Regions from separate parts of the Mus musculus genome. Here region 2 is linked to region 1. Evidence: chromatin contacts called from ENCODE POLR2A ChIA-PET data. All regions are on one chromosome and are shown on one strand. The core of a region is the stretch at or near the end of the contact, and the rest is flanking DNA. Distances in the headings are between cores, read along the strand shown. Region 1 holds the start of Eif1 (eukaryotic translation initiation factor 1). Region 2 overlaps Jup (junction plakoglobin).

The links. ChIA-PET counts read pairs that join two places held with the same protein, here RNA polymerase II (POLR2A).
Region 2: POLR2A ChIA-PET joins it to region 1 with 55 read pairs in embryonic stem cell. The contact joins the enhancer-like site here to the promoter of Eif1 in region 1. POLR2A ChIA-PET finds 5 or more read pairs at or near these places in 5 of 5 experiments (Patski and embryonic stem cell).

The regions. Positions count from the first base shown.
Region 1 is chr11:100,318,032-100,322,337 of GRCm38, reverse strand. Eif1 (eukaryotic translation initiation factor 1) reads right to left here and starts at 2,389. Exons shown (of 4, transcript NM_011508.2): 1 at 2,178-2,389; 2 at 1,509-1,672; 3 at 1,289-1,390; 4 at 239-1,021. The coding sequence starts at 2,208. The coding sequence ends at 977.
Region 2 is chr11:100,375,063-100,379,368 of GRCm38, reverse strand. Jup (junction plakoglobin) reads left to right here. Exons shown (of 14, transcript NM_010593.2): 8 at 942-1,280; 9 at 2,371-2,646. Among named protein-coding and RNA genes, the nearest start is that of Jup, 21 kb to the left of the region's middle. Within about 2 kb of position 2,419, at least 1 of the 3 ENCODE cell types and tissues checked has a DNase peak (open chromatin) inside an H3K27ac peak, as active enhancers do.

The sequences.
Region 1 (4,306 bases), core at 1,140-3,639:
CTAGTTTAATCCTGCCCTAGAATTCAAGCTGAGTGTTACAAAGCAGCCCCCCCCCCCACGTTACTAAGATAGCCCAACAGCCACAGGGCTCCAGCTGCTTTGTAAGCATATCAGCTCCAGAATGAATTCCATCTGTGTTGATAAGTGATGGGCACAGCTCTGGTAAATGCTTCCCAACTGAGCCTGTCTTTGTGATCCCTCTCTGTATGTAGCTTGACCAAGTGCAATCTGGACATCAGGCGTTTCTGAAAACAAGCTTTATTTAAATAAGGATTTAAATACATTACATAACATTGAAACTGGAGGGGGAAAGAAAACCAAAAGACCAGCTTGTTCCTTCACATGGCACTGGCTCGTACTGAGTTGAAGCCTCTACAGCTAGCCACACAGCCAATGGCACCAGCTTGGCATTTGTTCCGGGCTGGCCTCACCCTTCATGTCGCAACACCTCCCGGCTAGGATAGATCTGCTTCAAAAGACCACCCTGGTGGTGAACTAAATGTCCATGACTTCTCTGGAAAGGTAGCCCTTTCTGAATTCTACCTGGTCAGATACCAGGGCCAGAGACTCCCTCTAGTGACATAGCTGGGGCAGTGTTACCCATTCTGTTCAAGTGGTGACACTCTCCTAGGGCAGGGGACTCTGTCCAGGGAGCCCCAAGGAGCCTCTGGTCAGACATAGCCTCCTGTGATCTTGGGGTTCTTGGCTTGGCTGAAACCTTGTCATTGCTTTGTTCCAGGGTGGACACTGCCAGGGCTTACTGCTCAACCTGTTTAAATGAGGGACTTCAAGACTACACAGCATGGCTCTTTTCAGTTTATTGCATGAAGGAGTTACACTAGTCCAAGTTAAAAGCGGACCCCAAATGATTACATTATACAAGCTGTGAGGTTTTTAAACTTGTGACAAGGGACAGAAGGGAAATTCTACTCATTGCAAGGAAATCCTCACTTAAGCTTCAGAGAGCCACAAGCACTTAAAACCCATGAACCTTCAGCTGATCGTCCTTAGCCAGCCCAATCTGCAAAAAGAGGACAAGGGAGAGGGACAGGTTACATGACGTCAACAGATTCTCCCATATACACCTTGCAAGGAGTCCCAATAAAGAAGAGTACTTCAGTCTATCCCAGTAGACACAATGGTTCAATTGACCACTGTTACTAAAACTTCCCTATGCCACCCCCAAGTACTGTTTGAAAGTGGGAATGTCTACATGTATTTAAAAGCTCAACTGTAAGGATTAGAAATTCAGGAAACCCATAATGCATTGAGGGCGGCCTAAACTCACCTCTATCAGGAACTGGCATATGTTCTTGCGCTGGTCACCCTGTAGCTGAATTACTTCTCCATATTCTGGATGCTCAATTACAGTACCATTGCAGGCAAATTTCTGCAAGGACAAAAGGATGCAGCATCTAAGAGGCCATGCCATCAACACGGACTCCCTTGACGTTTGCACCCTCTCCCTTGGTAGACCATACAACGTGCTCTCTCCACAGCAGACCCACCTTCTTAAACGCCTTCACTAGTTTCTTTTTATCGTAATCATCAGCGATCCCTTGGACAGTGGTAAGGGTCTTCCTGCCGTTTCTCTGTTGAATTCTTATATGGATATAATCCTCAGTGCCAGCAGGAAGCAGGTCATCACCCTTACTTGCATCAGCAAAGGGGTCTGTGAAGAAATAATCCGGAGGTGTCCTTTGTTGTCCCTCCGGGAACTGGCCAGTACTAGAGCTAGCTTTCTGCTCTAGGCCAGCCCTCCCGCCAAGGCTGATCACGTGCTGGAGAGACCTAGTGGGCAGGCAGCGCCCCACCCGGCTGATGCAACCTACCGGAAGCCAGGCTCCCGAGGCGGGGCCTTCCCTCCCAGCTCCGAGACAACGACGGTGACGTAGAGGACATGACGCAGGGGTGGCGGGAGGGGGCGGGTGTGGCTCGCCGAGAGGCAGGAGCCATTAGTAAATGCGCCACCCGAGACGCCGGGCCCGCCCAAGGGCTCACCTCCCACCCGTTTCTTCCGGGCACCCTCAGAGGTCGACCCTGGGCGCAGATCTCGGTTCCACGGGCATCACCACCCCTCCAGCCCGAGCTAAGATGGGCTCGCCGCGCTCGGCGGCTCTCCGAGCTCCGACCCCGCCACCCCCCCCCCAGGCCCGCGCGACCTTCCCCAGGCTCACCGAAAGAGTGGAGGTTCTGGATAGCGGACATACGATACGATTCCTTTTCCTCGGTGGAAACGGCCTGCGGAAGGCGGCTGCGGGAGAAGGCGGGCGGGGGGGACGGAGCGTCGGGAAGCGAGGGGGCTCGAGGGGGAGGCAGCTGAGTCCTCGGCGGCGGCTCAGTGACTGGGGCGGAGGGGCGGCGCCTGTATTCACTTATATAGCCGCCCCTGTGACGCCAGCGCGCTGCCCTCACGTCTCGGCCCCACCCATGGAGTCAAGCTCCCGGACGCCCGAGCGCTGCGGCTTCCTATTGGTCGGGGGGCGGAGTCAAGGCTTGACGCGTGCGCACTGGGTTTGGCCTGGAAAGGATGTTCTGTTGACTCAGGGAGGGGCGAGAGGGGGGAGGGAAAGCTTGGTCCGCCTGCGCGCTTGCGCAGTGGGCATGGTAGTTGTCTGAGCGGCCGCGAAAACTGGCGGAGGTTTCGAGCGCGCCTGCGCCTACCGCACGTTCTACCATCTTGACCCTGTTGGGGTCCTGGCACTAGCTCTGAGATGGGTCTTAGGGTGAGGATCGATTTGCTTTAAAGGGTAATTACGTGCGGGTCCTCCAAAATTCGACTGATCCAGCCACCCATCAACCTACCCTTCTCTGCACGTATTCACAGATATAGCCATTTAATCAGCATAAAATAACGTGATCAAAATTTGGACCTTATATAGGGTATCATTTGGATTAGCATGTTTTAAAATTGGTAACCAAAAATTATTATTTAGATTAATTCTTCTAAGGAAGGAAGTAGTCCCTTAGGTAGGAGTGGGGACCCCAGGAAAAAAATGTCCAAGCCTCACAGGATGCCTTTTGTCCTACAAGCCTGTGTGTGAGGTAAAGCCTTTGTAGAGTCTAGGTGAATATTTTTTTCAAAGCAGTTAACCTTTCTTTTTGTTTTTTCAAGACAGGGTTTTGGCTGTGCTGGAACTCTATAGACCAGGCTGGCCACATGGGGTCTGCTTTTGCCCCATGAGTGGTGGGATTAAAGGCAAGTGCCACCGCGCACACCTTTAATCCCAGCACTTGGGAAGCAGAGACAGGCGGATTTCCGAGTTCGAGGCTAGCCTGGTCTACAGAGTGAGTTCCAGGACAGCCAAGGTATACAGAGAAACCCTGTCTCGAAAAACCGAAAAAAAAAAAAAAAAAAAAAAAGAGACAGCCAAGTGTGATGTAACTGGGTTTGTGGGGGCCAATAGGAGAACCAGAGGCTGATAACTACTGTGTCAGACTTTATTCAAATGCTCCCCAAAGAGTGGGTGCTTTATATAAAATCTCTTAACTTAAAAATACTGCCAACTTCTAGGTATGGTGGTACATCCCAGCTCTCAGGAGAAGGAAGCCAGAGGAAAAAGTTCAAGGTCAAGTGAATTCAGTACTAGACTGGCTACTGTCTCTGAAGAACCAGAAAAATAGGCCGGGTGTGGTGGGGCACGCCTTTGATCTTAGCACTTGTGAGGCAGAGGCTGGCAGATAGATGCCTGCGAGTTTGAGACCCAGCAGATCTATACAATGAGACTTTCAAAACAAGAAACTGCTGGATGGTGGCACACACCTTTAATCCCAGCACTTGGGATGCAGAGGAAGGTGGATTTCTGAGTTAGAGGCCAGCCTGGTCTACAAAGTGAGTTCCAGGACAGCCAGGGCTATCTATACAGAGAAACACTGTCTCGAAAAAAAAAAAAAAACAAACAAAAAACCAAAAGGCCCAAAACAAATACAACAGAGAAAAAAAATGCCAAAAAGCACCACACAATTCCAACAAAAACTTGCAAGCTTAGTCAGGTGTGGTGGCACACGCCTTTAGTCCCAGCACTCAGGAGGCAGAGGTAGGCAGATCTCTGAGTTCAAGGCCAGCCTAGTTTATAGAACAAGTCCCAGGACAACCAGGGCTGTTTGTTACCACAGAGAAACACTGTCTCTTAAAGCAAACAAACCAAACTAAACTAAAACAGCAACAGTAAAAACTTGTGTGCTGGCCTCGTGAACAGTCAGTTTATGCACAGGTCATCAGTCTCCCTGACCTCCTGGACAGGCAGAAAATAAACAGACTAATAATACTGGGTCGAGAGAGGTGCTGGGGAAAGAATTGAGCTGG
Region 2 (4,306 bases), core at 1,170-3,669, 57 kb before region 1:
CGTCCTGCTTAGGGTTTGGGAGAGGAAGAGGAAGTGGGCTGACATCTTTAAGTTGGGGTTCAGGTAAGGGGACAGTTTGGGTCTAGACTCTGGGACAGGACCAGTACTACAGGGGCTGGTGAGATGGCTCAGTGGTTAAGAGCATTTGTCTGTGGCTCTGGTTACAGAGCATCTGATGTCCTCTTCTGGCCTCTGAGGGCACCGGGCACACACATATGGTGCACAGATACACAGGCAGGCAACCAGACTTCCCTCTCCATGCTTAACCATCACCATGCCACCAAGCAAGTATCCTCCATGGGCTAGCATTTTGCGTGGCCTCCGTGGGCATGCGCTCTCCGTCATGTAGAGGGGGAGCAAGCAGCCCTATTGATCGTGGAAGAAACCCAGGCTCAGTGTTGAGAGAGCCCGTGTTCAGAGCTAGTAAGTGGCAGAGCTGTCATTCTGACCCCGTGATGTGTATCTCCAAGGCCTAGACCCTTTCTGCGCCACTGCTAGCCCTATAAAGCTCTCCCTGGGAAAAGAGAGATATTTGAATTAGGGATTTTTTTTTAAGTAGATTTAGCTTGCGGACCCCCTGGTGTGACAGAGAAGGCCCAGCAAAGTAAAAAGTAGCTAAAAGCTGAGGCCTATGACCCCAAAGCCCTTGCTAACTTCCCCTTGCTAACTTCCTCCTGACCAGAGGTCTCCTGCGGCCAGCAGGAATGAAGCACACTAGCCTTAGAGGCAGGTCTGCAGCTGTGGGTCTGTGGAAGCGCTCCAGCCTTTCTCAGCCTCCTGCTAAGGGCTTCCCTCAGGGCATGGGAGGCTGTGAGGTCAAGGTTCCCAGCTAGATACAAGCAAGCCCTAGCCCTTCGGCCTGTCCATTCCCCCTTGGACCTATTGGAGAGGCTGTATAGAGATGGCCGTGTCCCTTACCCTGCATGCGCTTCCTGTCTCAGGAGGGCCTGGAGAGTGTGCTGAAGATCCTGGTCAACCAACTGAGTGTAGATGACGTCAACGTCCTCACCTGTGCCACGGGCACCCTCTCCAACCTGACCTGCAACAACAGCAAAAACAAGACGCTGGTGACACAGAACAGTGGCGTGGAGGCGCTCATCCACGCCATCCTGAGAGCCGGAGACAAAGATGACATCACAGAGCCCGCTGTCTGTGCCCTGCGCCACCTTACCAGCCGTCACCCCGAGGCTGAGATGGCCCAGAACTCTGTGCGCCTCAACTATGGAATCCCGGCCATTGTGAAACTGCTCAACCAGCCAAACCAGTGGCCACTGGTCAAGGTACCCAGTAAAGGCCACAGGCACTGGGGTAGGGGTAGGTGAGGGGTCTGTCCATGTTCAGGGTCATAGGGATATATGGTAAGGATCCAGAAGAGCAGGGCCTAGAAATAGGAAGCAGCTCCCATGGCCTTTTTTGCTTCAACATTGGCTCTGCTCTTAGAGACTGAGTCTTTTCATTTATCTGTCCCACCATATGGTTTTTTTTTTTCTCGTTTTTCGAGACAGGGCTTCTCTGTGTAGTCTTGGCAGTCCTGGAACTCACTCTGTAGACCAGGCTGGCCTCAAACTCAGAAATCCGCCTGCCTCTGCCTCCAGAGTGCTGGGATTAAAGTCGTGCGCCACCACCGCCCAGCTATTATTTATTTTTAGAGTCTTCACTTATTTATTTTGTTTTGGGGGGACAGGGTCTCACTCTATAGCTCTGATGGTCCTGGAGTTCTGTAGACCAGGCTGGCCTCGAACTCACAGAGATTCTTCTGCCTCTGCCTCCCGAGTACGGGGGATTGAAGGTGTTTGTCACCATTCCTGACTCTGGCTATTTTTTGAAACAAGGACCCTGAGATGTAACCCAGGCTGTCCTTAGACTTTCAATCCTCCTGCCTCAGGCTCCTGACTGCTGAGAATACTATAGACATGTCCCACCTTAGCAATCTAGTTCCTTTATTACTATTATTATTATTAAAAAAAAAAGTACAGTCTCAGGTATCCCAAGCTAACCTCAGATTGTAGCCAAGGTTCGCCTTGATCCTCCTGCCTCAGCCTCTCCCTACTTGCTGGGGTAAGTTCTGTGCCATCACACCCACTCTGTGCGGTGCTGGGTATCCAACCCTTTGTGTGTCCTAACTGAGCTAAAGCCCCAACCTTAGCTCTAGATTCCTTCAGTTCTGTGCCTACAGCCCCGCCCACAAGCCCCCAGTTCCGTTCCAGGAGTAGCCAGGATGCTCCTGACTCTGCGGTTGTTGCTGAAGTGGGACTCAGATTCAGAAGAGATGACAGGAAGGACAAAATACCTAAAGCCGGGGATCAGGGATCCTCCAGATGTTTAAGGACTACCCGCCCCTCCACTCATCACTGCCTCCTTTCTTGCCAGGCAACTATTGGCCTGATCCGGAACCTGGCTCTGTGCCCAGCCAACCATGCCCCTCTGCAGGAGGCCGCGGTCATTCCCCGCCTCGTCCAGCTGTTGGTCAAGGCCCACCAGGACGCCCAGCGCCATGTGGCTGCAGGCACCCAGCAGCCCTACACGGATGGTGTGAGGATGGAGGAGATCGTGGAAGGCTGCACCGGAGCCCTGCACATCCTCGCCCGGGATCCCATGAACCGCATGGAGATCTTCCGGCTCAACACCATTCCCCTGTTTGTCCAGGTGAGTCCGGTACAGATGGGCAGATCTGTCCCCAGGTGCTGCTGAGGGGTTTGGAATGTGTGGGCCAGGAGTAGTCTAGGTCTGTGTAGAGAAGGGTGGATAAGTGGCTTTCCGAACTTAGATCACGAGAGCCTTCTTGAAGTGCAGCCACATGCAGACATGAAGAGCATCTGCAGATTCAAGAAACAGGAAAGGGACAAACATGGAACCTAGGAGCCAGCGCCTCAGCACACCGGAGCTCATTAACACTGGGTCCTAACAGTGTGGTGCTCACAGAGTCAACAAGTGGCTCCCAGGTGGCTCATAAGCAGAATGCTCGGCCCAGGAATTTACAGAAATGAAATTTAGCTCCCAGTGAGAGGCCATTTTCCACTGTCAAATTGGCCAGCTTGAGGGTTGGATAAACTGAGCGTCTTGGGTCTCGCCTACTTGGGGGAAGGGCAGTCTGGGAGCTATCCTTTGGCCTGGAATTCAGATGGGACTCTCTCTTGGGGAAAATCATTTAGCATAACTGAACCGAGATAACTACTGCAGACACAGCTGTTAAAAACAAGCCCTTTGTCTAATGGTGAGGAAGTAGTTTTGAAGGAAACCACTGGGTGTGGTGGTACATGCTTCTCATTCCAGCTCTGAGGAGCGGAGGCAGGAGGATTAGCCATGCAAGACCAGCCTTGGATATACTCAGTGAGCTCAAGGCTAGCCTGGGTTATCTTTGACTTTAAAAATAATCTGGTGGCGCATGCCTTTAATCCCAGCACTTGGGAGGCAGAGACAGGTGGATTTCTGAGTTTGAGGCCAGCCTGGTCTACAGAGTGAGTTCCAGGACAGCCAGGGCTATACAGAGAAACCCTGAAAAACCAAAAAAAAAAAAAAAAATCTAAAGAATGGCAGTGTGTGATATTGCCCTGGGGAGGCTGAGACTGGGGCATTGAGAGACAGTTCTAGGGTAGCCTGGGCTAATAGCAAGACCTTATCTTTTAAACAAAATAGAAGAATGCTTTAATATGTCATACTGCCATGTGCAGTGAGGCCTCACAAATCATGGGATGCATTTGTTTTGCTTTGTGGCCCTGGGGATTGAGTCAGGGCCAAGCTCAGGGGCAAGAACTCTACCCCCAAGCTACATCCCCAGCCCAAGATTTTTTTTTTCCTTTGAAAATATTTTTTATCAGTTTTCAGAGTTAAGGTCTCATCCTGACCTACCTTCAGTGGAATGAACTCATAGGTTTGTAGGACAGACTTTGAACTAATACACAGGAACGTGCCTTATTCTACCATGGCAGGCAGAAATCAGCATTATTGGTGGGGCTGGGAGATGACTGCCAGTGGGGCTTTGCCGTGCATCCTCGAGGAGCTGAGATCAGATTCCCAGCACTCAGGTGCTGCAGCAGCTTTTAACCCGAGCAGCGTGGGAGGAGCGGAGACAGGAGGAGTGAGCCTTGCCAGACCTGGAGCTGCAGGTTCAGAGACAGACCCTGCCTGAAAAATTGAGACGCAACAGAAGGGAACATGTGACTCCAACCTCTGATCATCATACACAAGAACATACACTCAAGTGCACACGTGCCCCAAAACACAGTCACCACGATACACACATATAGAGACACATGCGAACATACCTATAGCGAGATTGGGCACACCTTTAATCCCAGCACTCAGG